Regions from separate parts of the Homo sapiens genome. Here region 1 is linked to region 2. Evidence: chromatin contacts called from ENCODE Hi-C data. All regions are on one chromosome and are shown on one strand. Each heading gives the region's core, a stretch centred on a gene start or an enhancer-like site at or near the end of the contact. The rest is flanking DNA. Distances are from core to core; before and after follow the strand shown. Region 1 has its middle 140 kb from the start of EFNA5. Region 2 overlaps EFNA5 (ephrin A5).

Region 1 (6,425 bases), core at 1,549-4,048, 340 kb after region 2:
CTTCCCATATGTTCTCAAACCAGGACATTCCTCATGATCACCTGGGAAGCTTTTCAAAATGCTCTCACTGAGACCCCAGCCAGGCCTTAGTAGAGCTGCATAGCATCTTCAGGGCACCACTCGAGCATGTGAATTTTGAGAAAGTGTTTCAGTGATTCTGGCGGTTTCTCATTGTAGTGGGAGGGAGTTATAAATAAACAATAAAATACGGTAAGTGCTATTAAAGGGAAGATGTGACTGCTCTGAGCTTCCATTTCTCTATTTTTGTAAAGGAGGCAATAATTCCTGTCCTGTATATCTATCTTAGGTCACAGATTCTGAAAAGGAGAGTATAGGAAATTTGCTAGGGAGTGCTCTCAGATAAACCATTGTTGGGGTGAAATGGGCCAGTCATTGGCTGCCCCCAGGAGAAGATGTGTCTTGGGGCAAGTAGTAGTGACCAACCTTAGGCCAATTCCTGGAGAGTGGGTCAGCTGATAGCTGCCAGTCACCACCTTCACCCAACTCCCAGAAGCTGAGGAATGAGGATGGGAATGAGAACGTCTGTCCTGAAGGAGGAGGGTGCAGGTGGCATGTCACAGCACCACCAGAGCATCCTGCAGAAATAGACATAAGAATTCACATCGGGAAGTACTGAAAAAGATAAGAAGTCACTTGTTTTCTATTATTAACCCATAAATAAATTTGCTCATGACAATGGTTTTCTTTATTCATATTTGATGTAAGAATAATCTGGCTGCAACGTCTGTCACTCCATGCTTACCAGCATTGATTGAGCTCAGCTTGCTGGCTGGGCTAGAACCCTATTTTTGCCCCAAAGCTACTTGTATGTCACCTCCCAAGCCTGCACACTTGAGCCGAGAGGGCACATTGCCAGGGAGAGGATATCTGATTTTTGATAAGAGACGTAAGTGAGGCTAGCTCTCCTACTACACATTTTAAACAAGTTGGCAGGTTCCACTTGTCATCGAACTGCAACTACTAAGAATGTGGTAGTTCTTTTATTTACATTTGTTCAGTATTTTTTTGACTGTCCTACTCAAGGGTGAGTTGCTGGAGCTATGTTATCTCTTCCTCATCCAAACTCATTGGAGTAGGGAATAAATAGGTGGTTTTTAAACAACAGCAAAAGGAGTGCAAGTGAGAAGATACTACCATGGGGAAGAAAAACGTTATTGAAAATTGGGTAAAATATTGGGGTCCTCCTCCATTGTCTTGGCTGTATACAAATTACACTTCATCCTTAAATCATGTTCATCCATGTTCCTGATTTTGTTAAACAATCGGGATGAGAAGCGCCAATTAAGTTTTTCATTTTACATTTATGTAAAGAGCCATCTCTCATCAAGCTGCTCCATCTCTCGGCATGTTCAAGAATATTTTAAACAACAAGAAATGCTCCATACAGCTTCACTGGAGCCTGTAACTCCCTGTTCTGGAAATTGAAAGCAGCAAAACAGTTTGCTGGGGGATAGTAGGGCTGAAACACAAATAGTTAGAGCTAGGGGTCAATACTTGGAACTCAAGAATGCTGGTAATGAGCCTGATGGCAAGTTGGAAATGGGTTTTCAATACGATCACTTGACAAACATGATTTTTACGACTTTGAGCTTCAACCACAGGCCATGTTATTGGACAGACATGTGAATAGGTAAATGTCTAACTACTATTTCTGTATTTCTATAATATTCTTCCCTTTGGGGCCATCAGGACAATCTACCAGGTCTAGGAATCAGACTACTTTCTGAATCTGAAAGGGGGCTGATGGCAGCTACCAGGATTTGGGAACTAGGAAGAACGAATAATGACAAAACAGTTTAAGAAAAGATGAAAGAACTACTTTGGAGCAGAATTGGCTAGAAGAAATGTTAATGGCCTGCCTTCATGGTGTTGTACAGAAAATGAAATACTGAGAAGCCACAAAGAGAGCCCATCCCTGTGGTATAACTGTGAGGCATAATAGGAGGAATTTAAAAAGAAAAACTTGAGACAGGCATTAGGAAACAGACAGAACTTCCATATTCCCAGAAAGAAGGTGAGCACATTGAAGGCATTTAAAAACTGAGGTTGAATTAAACTCTAGGAAATATTTTCTCTTGTCGGCAACAATTCTCTGCTGGCCCAGTGGGACAGAGTACATCATCTAACGAGACATTTTTATTTCTAATTTCTTTAACTCCATGGAAAATCCTTCCTGAATTCTCCGCAACTCTCTGTGGTGTTTACTAAGTGAAATAACTTAGTGCCCTCCACAGCCTTCACTAACTTAGTATCCATTCGCTCTTCCAAATCAATAATAAACACATTAAATAACATTGGTCCCCATACAGACCCCAAATGCACCACACTATTAACCTCTCTCCACTCCAGGAAACCAGCAGTCACTCTGTCTCCCACGGCTTAGCTGGTTTTGTAGAAATCTCCAGCCTTTGACTGCTCCTGCCCAGCTGAAAGAAGGGTCTAACTCCACTTCTGCTCTTTCCTGGTTAACACTGCAGGGCTCTCTGGTGGAAGCCTGCACCCCTGGGGCAGTGGCTGCAGGTAACACTAGTCTATTTGATGGGAGGCCTAAGAGTTTCAGCAAGGAAGGAAAGCAAGATGGAAAAAAGTTTATTGTTCTTACTGAAAACCCAATTGCACTGCCATTTTTCAATTCCATTGAGAAATGTCAATGTTCTTTCCCACCGTCTGGCGGAGGCAGATTTGACCAGGTGTCTCCACACAGAGTGGGTTCTCACAGTTGGGCTGCGTGTGTGTCATAAAGCTAAATAAGGAGCCAGTTCAGTCCGCCACCCCCCTTCGCTTCTGCCGGCCAGACACACTTCCCCATATGACAGTCTTATAAATAGCTGCTAAGCAGCTGGTCCTCCTCTCACCTCCTGACTCTGTCAGAATCCCCCACTAGAAGCCCCTGACAGTCATGCAGCTGGGAGCTCCCCTTTTCTCTTCTTCTCTCCTCTCCACTCCCTACCTCTGACATATGGCCGCCACCTCAACAATGCCCACTGAAACCAGCCAGGGACTGACTTCCATGGGAGAAGGGATCAAGCAGGCTGAGGGCTGGATCTGACCACTGAAGCAAACTGTCACCCAAGTAAACAGGGGAATGGAAGGTTGGGAGACACCACAGTGAGACACCAGGCAGCCCACAGTACAGCGGCCAGATGGCTGACCCAGCAAAAATCCCAGGAATCTTTCTGGAGTGAGTCAAACATTATAAATATCTGTGGGACTCCGTGATGCTTCTAACTATATATGTACATATTCGAAAATAGTTTTGGACAAATAAATATAGGATGAAATGTATTATTATTAACTTTTACAAAGTTCCAACAATGTGTTCAGAGTTCAAATGAGGGTAGGATTTAGGATAAAGAAAATACAGGAAACAATTAAAGATTTGGAAGCCAATACATGATAAGAAGATAACAAAACAGAAATGGTGCTTTGTTTCTAAATATTGTTGGTTTTCATGAAAGAAGAAGCTCTAGCTGATAGGGTATTATAGCTGCAGGTATGGGCAGAGAGAGTCAAGTCAATTTCACAGGAACTTATTGAGTGCCCACTATGTGCTAGGCACAGGGAATGCAGAGTTATCCCCAGCCTTGATCAGCCCAGACAAGTAGAAGGCCAGTAGATGTTATAGAAGGTGGAAAGGTCAATTTTGCTTTTGGGGTAGAGAGTCGTGGAAGTCTACAGAGAGGACACAGGACAATCTAGGCTGTAGGAATAGCAGGAGTTCAGGCAAGAAGATGCCCACGTTCCCACAGGTCTAAGAAACAGTGGACAGGTCCCCCTGGCATAGCAGGTATAGTGTGGGAGGCGGGGACCTGCTCAAGCATGCTGGAGTGGGCATGCGGCTTGGGGAAGAGGACTTAGACATGAGAAAATGAAACCATTGAACAAAGTGTGCAGTAACCACAAGCTAATGCTGAAATTTCAGATCTCAGTTGTCACCTAAAGAACTCACCCCTTCTTGGTTCTCCTCACATAGGCTATTCTGAAAGTTTATTTTTATTTATTTATTGAGACAGAGTCTCACTCCATCACCAGGCTGGAGTGCAGTGCACTATGTTGGCTCACTGCAACCTCTGCCTCCCAGGTTCAAGCGATTCTTGTGCCTCAGCCTCCCATGTAGTTGGGACAATAGGCACCTGCCGTCAAGCCTGGCTAATTTTTGTATTTTTAGTAGAGAAGGGGTTTCTCCATGTTGACCAGGCTGGTCTCGAACTCCTGGTCTCAAGTGATCCACCCACCTCAGCCTCCCAAAGTGTTGGAATTAGGCATGACCCACCACACGCGGCCTAATCCGAATGTTCAAATAGATCATAGTTTAAATCTCCTATCAAAGAGTCATCCTTGAACCATGGACCCCTCAAGCATTTCCCAACATGCCCGCACATTTCACAGGAAGTGCATAGTTGTAGCTGCCACTGAGGGACCCTGCACAAAGTGTTCCAAAGTTCTGCCCTGGCAGTGCTGGACCTGGACCCCCTCCAGGGTTAACACCACCATCTGGATATTTCACCGGCAGTGCTGAAGCCAGAGGGCATGGAGGACACAGACCACCAGAGATAGTTAGTGGTTTCCTTTGGGAAAGATCAGGGCTTGAGTCCTGAGGCTGGGGAGGGGCAGCCTCAGTCTTTGAGGATTTAGTGGGGCCCAGCAGGGATTTGGCAGACAGGGCTGGACAGAAGCTGAGTATGCTTTCTTCTGAGGTCAGCCAAATCATCACACTCTCAGGGACACCTTCCCCAGCCCTTTATTACATATTCTGATGGAACTGTGAACCTTTTCTGCATACTACCATTGTCACTGTATGGTTGTTAATTGACATCTGTTCTCTTCTCCTAGAGCACAATCCGCAGATTGGCTTTGCTCTCTGTTGAATCCCCTGTTTCCAGCACCCTGCTGGGCACGCACTAGACACTCAGGAAGTAACTGTTTCTTGAAGGATTATCAGAGCTAATGTTTATTGAGAATTTTGTATTCTACCATTTAATCCTCAACAACCACTTGTGAAATAAGTAATATTAATTAATCCCATTTTACAGATGAGTAAACGGAGACTCAAAGGATTAAGTGACTTGCCAAATGCTAATGAGTGGTGGAGTGGGGCTTGAACTCTGGTAGTCTGACTGTTGAGTCTGGGAGAGGCCATGTGGCAGGTCTGGTGGCAGAAGAGGAACCAGAGTGGCCCAGAATAAGGAAGGCAGAGAAAGTGGTGGCTCTGGGGGCAGGGATGTGGGGAGATCCTTTCTCCCATTTAAGCTTACGGGACCCAGATTTCTGGCATCACTGCTAGATCGCCTCTGCTTCAGCTGTTCAGGGAGTATTTTAGCGAGTGAATGAGTCTGGACATCCTTAACAGATGCTGCCCGCCCACGTGGACTGGTCTTCCAGCCGCTCACTGCTGAGCTGAAGCTGTTGAACGTTTCCTCAGGCATCCCCTCCACAGCAGGGCCTTCCAGCAAACCCGCAGGCTTCCTGGGTGCTGCCTTGACCTAGGTCCTGTTCTCAGGAGCTTCTCCACGACAGGCGAGAGGCCAGGTGCTGGGCTAGTTCCTAGGACATTGAGGTGATGACATTAACTAAGGCTGTCTCCACAAGCTTAAGTCAGAAGTGTCCCAAAACCTGGGGGCCTGGGAATTCAAATGGTCCCCAGCAAGTCTGATTCTTTCTCCATCTCAAAGCTATTCTGTTACCCTTAAGTCTTACTTTGACACCACATGGACAGTAATTTGTGATGTTCTGAAAGTCGGAATGGCTTCCTCGGTGTAGCTTTCTAAAATGAACTGAACTTCAACCTGTGCTAAGCACTCTACATGCATTCATTTCATCCTCACGGTTTTACAGACAAATCAACCAAGCCTCAGAGGGGCGAAGGCGCTTACTCAATGTCACTCAGGGAGTGAATGGTGAAGCTGGAGTGAGAGTCTAGATCTTTCTTAATGTAGAGTCAAAGATCCTGGCAACCAGCGTATCCTGGGGTAATAGCCCATTATGGCTGCCAGGATACTATATGTATAATTTTTTATATTTTTGGCATTGAGAATAAGATTTTTGAACAGTCAAATCTATCACCTGAAATGTCGTGAGGAGTTAATGTGAAGATTTCTTTCTTAATCAACAATTTGATTGTTTAATGGCCTTATTATTTTTTTAGAAAATAAGACTCAGACTACATATCTCATCTTGGTCTGCAATACTAATTCTAGGATGCCTCAACTTTAGTTCTTAGAGCAAAATGCAAGGGCAAAAATGGGAAGTAACACTGTCTGAATGGTATCATTTGGGGATTTTTTTTCTTTGTGATGCTCATAATCGAACAACAGCTTTTGTCTAAAAAATTAAATGTGACAAGAAATTAATCCACATTGTGATCTAATTATTTTTAGAATTATGAGAAAAATGTAAGGTGTCTC
Region 2 (6,413 bases), core at 2,302-4,801:
AGAATGTGACTACAACAGATTTAATTCTCAAAGCAGAAGGAATCTGAAAATACAGGTAGCCTAACACTCTACAATTTGGTGTGGAACAGATGCCAAACCATGACACATTCTTCCAGCTCTAGAACGTGTTATGATCCGATATTCTAATTCATTAACAATCGGATTTTCACTTGAATTTTTTTTTTTTTTTTTGAGACAGAGTTTCGCTCTTGTTGCCCAAGCTGGAGTGCAAATGGTGTGATCTCGGCTCACTGCAACCTCTGCCTCCCGGGTTCAAGTGATTCTCCTGCCTCAGCCTTCTGAATAGCTGGGATTACAGGCATGTGCCACCACGCCCAGCGAATTTTTGCATTTTTAGTAGAGATGGGGTTCCACCATGTTATCAAGGATGGTCTTGATCTCCTGACCTCGTGATCCGCCTTTCTCGGCCTCCCAAAGTGCTGGGATTACAGGCATGAGCCACCATGCCTGGCCTCATTTGACTTTAACATCCACATAGCAAATACATGACTATCATGCTTTTGACACAGATCTCCATAAAAGACAGATTGTAAACTGATGGCCTGTGAATCAATTTCGGCCCTGTACACTTGAGTTTAGCCAGTACAATGTTTCAGAGTCATCTGAACCAATATTTAGAAACCCAGAGATTTCAAATAAAGTACATGTTTCTACCTTCTCTTGAAAACTTGGATGATCAGATGCCACTGGCTCCACATTCTTCTTACACAGAAATATTCTGCTGGAGTGGATGACACCCAGTTTGTACACCAGGTCTGATTTTCTCACTTAGGTACCTGCCGGCTGCATTAGCCATGAAAGTTTGCATCCCTTGCCAAAGCACCCACGCCTTTGTCACTTTTCAGTATACCAAGTAATCAATAATATTTTACAGATTGTTTTCCATTTTAAGAAATGGTCATCAGCACTGAACAGCCACAATGGAGTTTTCAAGGATTTCAAACAGTCTGAGTTCAAATCTAGTATGTAAAAATTTCCCAGAGGATCAGAAACCCTTGTTGAGTTTTCCTCCAGGCATGACTAATACAATACAGGGAGGTGCTGTCATGCAACCATGCATCTTTGCATTACGAACGAGGAATGGTTTAATTGCAATTCACCCACCTATAGCATCCTGGGATGGCTTTATCCTGTTGAAGGGCGTATCTTTAGGCCACTAACTTTGTTAAAATATGTCAGGCCTGTTGGTATCAAATATTGGCTAACACAGGAAACACCACCTCAATCTTGTTAAATATTTTTAGCAAGAGGCCACCATGTTCCAGAATGATGCTGGCTGACCTGCCAGAGGCAAGAAGAAGCCCCGAAGATCTAAGACAACATAAATGAATGACTAATTAAGGGCCATTCTAAGGGAAAGGACAATTATGTTGACTCATAACTGTCTAGGTTCCTACCATTCAAGGCCTATACAATTTACATAAAAATCATTGTCATTAGAAAAGTTTCTGTCCCACTGTTAAGACAGTGTTTGTGCAATGTGAGGTTACTTCCTGCTTCCACAATATGACTGTGCTTTACTAAACAAACTTCTGAGCTAAGATGTTTACTTGACTGGGAAATGACTACTAATAAGCTGTTAAAGGATGTATCCTCAAGTTACTACTTGTGGCATTTGTAACACGCTCCCTGTTGAACAAAGGTGTCACAGTAGCACAGTGAATAAACAATCCTTTTTTCTCCCTGTAAGTTATACGATATTAAATGTTAATAATTAATTTGTCTTTGTGGATTAACATACAAGAGCTTTTCAAACAGGTACTGGTGCAACCCCACCCTTGTGAGATGGCTAATCATTTCACATACTTCACACTTACCCAGCTATCAGTATCACTGACCTCAGCTAGCAAAGTGTGAAACGGCAGATGGTTTGTAGTGTTCAGTAATGTCCTATGAAAATGTAGCACAGAAAACTGCAAAAGGTTTTGGGAGAGAATGGTGGTTTATATGAACTTTTCAAGAAACTCAAGAGAAACAAAATGCCACCACTGTCCACGTCAAAGGATCTGGTGAGGATCCTGGGAGAAAAATGTCAAGAGATTCTAAGGCTTTCAGTAGCACAATATTTTCAAAGTGCTTCAGAAGTTATTTCAATCTGCTGCATTGCTAAAGGGGAACAGAGCCTGAAAAGCCAGTATAATTTTGAAGGCTGTTCAAGGACTATGTCAGCAACATTCTTACCCTGCATAAGACTTATACATCTTAAGACAGAAGATTTGTCTAGGGTATCCACAATCTGATTACATATTTCTCACGAGAACTACCCCAAAGTGCAAGCCCTTTGTGTTGTTCTACCTGAGATGACATGACTTCAGCCTCAAAATACCCAGGCTGAACTGTTTCTGGAGCAATGAGATGTTGTTAATGAATATCAACACTTCCCAGATCCTTTAAAAATGCTAATATCAAAATATTTTACAAGAGTGAATTTCAAACTGTGTTCATGTTTTTCACAGCACGGCACCTGTTTGAAATGGTACAGTTTGAACATCTATAAAACATGAGATGGAAGATACCAAGGTGGCTTGAGAGTTTTTAAACTATATATATATTTTTTTTTTTTGAGACAGAGTCTTGCTCTTGTTGCTCAGGCTGGAGTGTAATGGCGCGATCTCGGCTCACTGCAACCTCCGCCTCCCAAGTTCAAGCAATTCTCCTGCCTCAGCCTCCCGAGTAGCTGGGGTTACAGGCACCTGCCACCACGCCCAGCTAATTTTTTGTGTTTTTAGTAGAGATTCGGTTTCACAATGTTGGCCAGGCTGGTCTTGAACTCCTGACCTCAGGTGATCCACCCACCTCAGCCTCCCAAAGTGCTGGGATTACAGGAGTGAGCCACTGTGCCCAGTCAAGAACTATATTCTTGAGAGCAAAATAGAGTATATTATACTTAGAATGGAACTATGTAAACCTTTACACATCTGTATTTTCAAAACAAGAACCCAGAGCTGTTCAAGTGATAAACAAAATCATCAGGTGGCTTGTTTAGAGTTTCAAAACAGACCCTTCTATTCCTGCTGTTTCTCCCTCTGGTTTCATTAAATATAAAACAAATGAAAATGACCAGTTCAATAGGGATATCTGACAGAATTTGGGGAGAAACATTTCATTAGCTTTCTATGAAGTCCAATACCTGTAATTTTATGTATCAGGACTCTCTGATTTGAAGTCCCTACAGAAATGCTTTATTCTTAGTCCATTTAGCTGCCCTTAAAATGTTTATTTTTTCTCTTTCTCTCTCTCTCTCTCTCTCTCTCTCACAGGAACATCCAAACTGTGTTGTCACAGTGTATAAAACAGAGGCATATTCCTTTCAGGTTATACTATACCCTGACTCCTTGATGAAATGATTTGATGTGGTTCACAAATCAGAATCAGACAGAATGAAATCATTACACCTTATATAGCTTAAAAACAAAAAAGCCAGACATAAAGTGGACAGGAAATCAGTCATAATGAAAAACTATTTCAAGTCACACATTTGCTGATTTAGTGTCTATTTGCTGAGCATTTGTATCACTATGTGCTAGGTGCTGCTGGGTCTGTGACAATGAACAGGAAAGGCTGTGTGGCAACTCAACACGAAAGCCAGCTGAGCCTCCTAGTAACCAAAACAAAAAGAGAAACATCACACAGTTTCAAAAGGGAGGTTACTGGCTTATCAAGAGAGAAAAAAAATGTCTTGGTAAGAAGCTACGGAGAAACATAAGGAATAGGTCAATGTGTAGATAAGAGATACTAATCATAATATTAACATATAGATATTTATGTACCTATGTAAGACTTTCTCTTCCACTAAAACAGATGAAGTAATTTATAATCTTTTGAATTAAGCAATCAATAGAATAATATCTGCAGAAACTCTTATCTTTCTGGACTGTTTAAAGGTACAAATCTAGAACCAAAGTCGCATATGTGATTTAAAACAAGCAGAAAATACATATTGGCAAAGGGCTTTCTTACATGAGGTATTACTGCTCTAGAAAATTGTCTACATTAATTTATAACTGTAAAAGGATCTCTGGCAATTACATTTATCCTATTCTCTTATTTTTCAGGTGTCTTTTGGGGATACATGTTATAAATCTTTTTTATTTCTCTATATAACCCTTCTTTCTTTTGGGTAACCTGATAGTAATAACTAAGCCACAGGTGAAAGGTTTCTCAAGGTGTGGCTATTGTGTTCTCTTGACTAACTTCTACCTGCACTGTTTCCTTTTTACAGGGTGGCTCTTATGTGACTAATCTAGGCCACAATATATTATTTTTTTTAAGTTAGGTAAAAGTAAATGTCTCCAGACCTTTAACTATATAGTACTTTATTTGCTAAATTATGCAAATCAATATACCCTAAATCAAATACATACCTCCTCTAAAGAGAGTTCCCCTTGGTTTTGAAACTCACTTTAACAAGCTATCAATCAGAGGCTGATATTTAGAGGTAGCATAACTGATTGGTAGCAGTGGGATTTCTGGCCATTTTTAGTGATAACCACCGAAATACATGAGCAGGGTTTTTAAACCCTAGGAAGGAAAAAGCCTGACCAAAAACCCTGACAGATATATAATGCCATGATAGAAATGCTACTCATTATGTCATACCTAATAATCCACATGTACCTCATTACTCAGCTGTTTGTGTTACACCCTGTTGCCAAAGGAAGCTCCCTGCTTCTCCTCCTGATCCAGCAATTAATATGCATATCAGGCACAGTGGCCAGACTTCTACGGAGAAAGAGGAGGCAGGCAAGAGATCCATAGTCATAAAGACCTAGGCGAGTAATATTCTCAGCATTATTCAGGAATGTTTAGTTGCTTGCTCAAATTTATCATTAACAAAGGGCCTATTTCCCAAAGGCTTCCACTGTGTAATTAGCAACAACAAATACTGCCCCTACTCCGGTTAACCTATGGGATTAGTTACAAAGGTTTTGTAAATTTCAGAAGATATCTACACAGATGTCGGGAGAGCACACACGCAAACACACAGTGCAGCATAATGGATGCAGCCATAGCCATTAAGTAGTTTAGGATTTGTGAGACTCAGACAACGAATACATTTTATGGGGGAAGTCATAAAAGTCAGACAGGAAAAAATATACAGCATGAAAGTTGAAAACTTCTAGACAGCATGTAAAAAGTACGGAGAAGTAGCAGGGGCAAAGGAAGAAACGTACCAAGTGGAGCTCATTGGTCTTAATAAATAGGACAAGGTCACCTGAGTTTACTTCTGGAACCAATAGAAATCCTGTAGTATCTAATTATTTTTGTAAAATGATTATTTTCATGCTTCTATTTACCATTGTCATTAGATAGGTTCATATTTCATTAGTCTGCTTACTAAAATGAAACTTTTCGTTTTATTTATGGAAGTTTTTATACTTCTCTAAGCCTGCTCCAAAAACATACAATTAAGCACTGCTAACCTGTTGATCAGGAAAGTATACTATACCAAAAGAGATGCAAAGACATGTTAACCATTCATACTGATTGAAAGGGCTCAATTTAAGAAAGTAATTTTAATTTAGATTAAAAAATAATCTGTAAATGACAGAGTCTGGAATGACATTATGAATAAAAATTAAGGCTAATGACCTTATCTTAACCATAAATTACTTTAGTTTGTAGAGATTTGTTCACACTTGGTAAGCAGCACTGTTCATTTCTTATGATGGGTATTCGTGTTTAAACAAGTTGGCAATTTTCAATTCAGAAGTCAAAATACTGTCTTAGTTGCCAACAAAAATAATTAATGAAACACTTCTAACCCCAGGGGTAAATATGTAAGCAAGTGCATGGTAATGGATAATAAAAATAGCACTTCCTTTTACATATGGTGCTAATTAAAATCTGATCAGAGTAATAATTGAGCAGTGCCCAGGCTACCCTTGATTTTTCTTGTCAGGTTTCAATTGTTTGACACAAATGCACTGACCTCAATAAATGAAAACACATTTAAAAAAAAAAAACAACCTAAATTATAGCTATCCTTATTCAGGCCAACAAGTGATTTACTGTCGCTGTGGGTTTTGAGGTTACTCGAGACATGGAAGTTTTCTAGGGAGCCACTCATTGCCACTGGTGTTCATGAACAAGAAGGCACCAGAAAGTCCATGAGACTTTCATTCAGAGGTTTTTCCCCACTGAATACACAACTCCCTCCCTATGCAAATTCCAATTAAAACAAAAGAATAATATATTACCTAACCAGGGGTTGAATGAGTGTGTGACAGGCATTTTGCTAAGAGCTTTCCAGGTATTATCTCAAGTCTTCACAACATCCTGATGAAAAAGAATCATTACTGGTCCCATCACACTGACAAACTGAGTCTCAGACTCTGGCTCCAGAGCTCATGGTCTTAATTTGCTACACTATCTTAAAGTAATGGAAAAAA

Evidence for each region. A loop is a pair of places that touch in the nucleus more often than their neighbours do. Pooled maps may share reads with other maps.
Region 1: a map with no recorded cell type shows a loop between it and region 2 (6-fold over the local background). The contact joins two enhancer-like sites. A Hi-C loop is called at or near these places in 4 of 37 single-sample maps with no recorded cell type and 3 of 50 pooled maps.

What each region holds. Positions count from the first base shown.
Region 1 is chr5:107,809,908-107,816,332 of GRCh38, forward strand. It overlaps the pseudogene RN7SKP122. Among named protein-coding and RNA genes, the nearest start is that of EFNA5, 140 kb to the left of the region's middle. RefSeq lists enhancers at 1-191, 2,550-2,659, 2,760-2,859, 3,577-3,776. Within about 2 kb of position 2,799, at least 3 of the 41 ENCODE cell types and tissues checked have a DNase peak (open chromatin) inside an H3K27ac peak, as active enhancers do.
Region 2 is chr5:107,473,485-107,479,897 of GRCh38, forward strand. All of the region lies in intron 1 of EFNA5 (ephrin A5), which reads right to left. Among named protein-coding and RNA genes, the nearest start is that of EFNA5, 190 kb to the right of the region's middle. RefSeq lists an enhancer at 1,252-1,401. Within about 2 kb of position 3,552, at least 8 of the 41 ENCODE cell types and tissues checked have a DNase peak (open chromatin) inside an H3K27ac peak, as active enhancers do.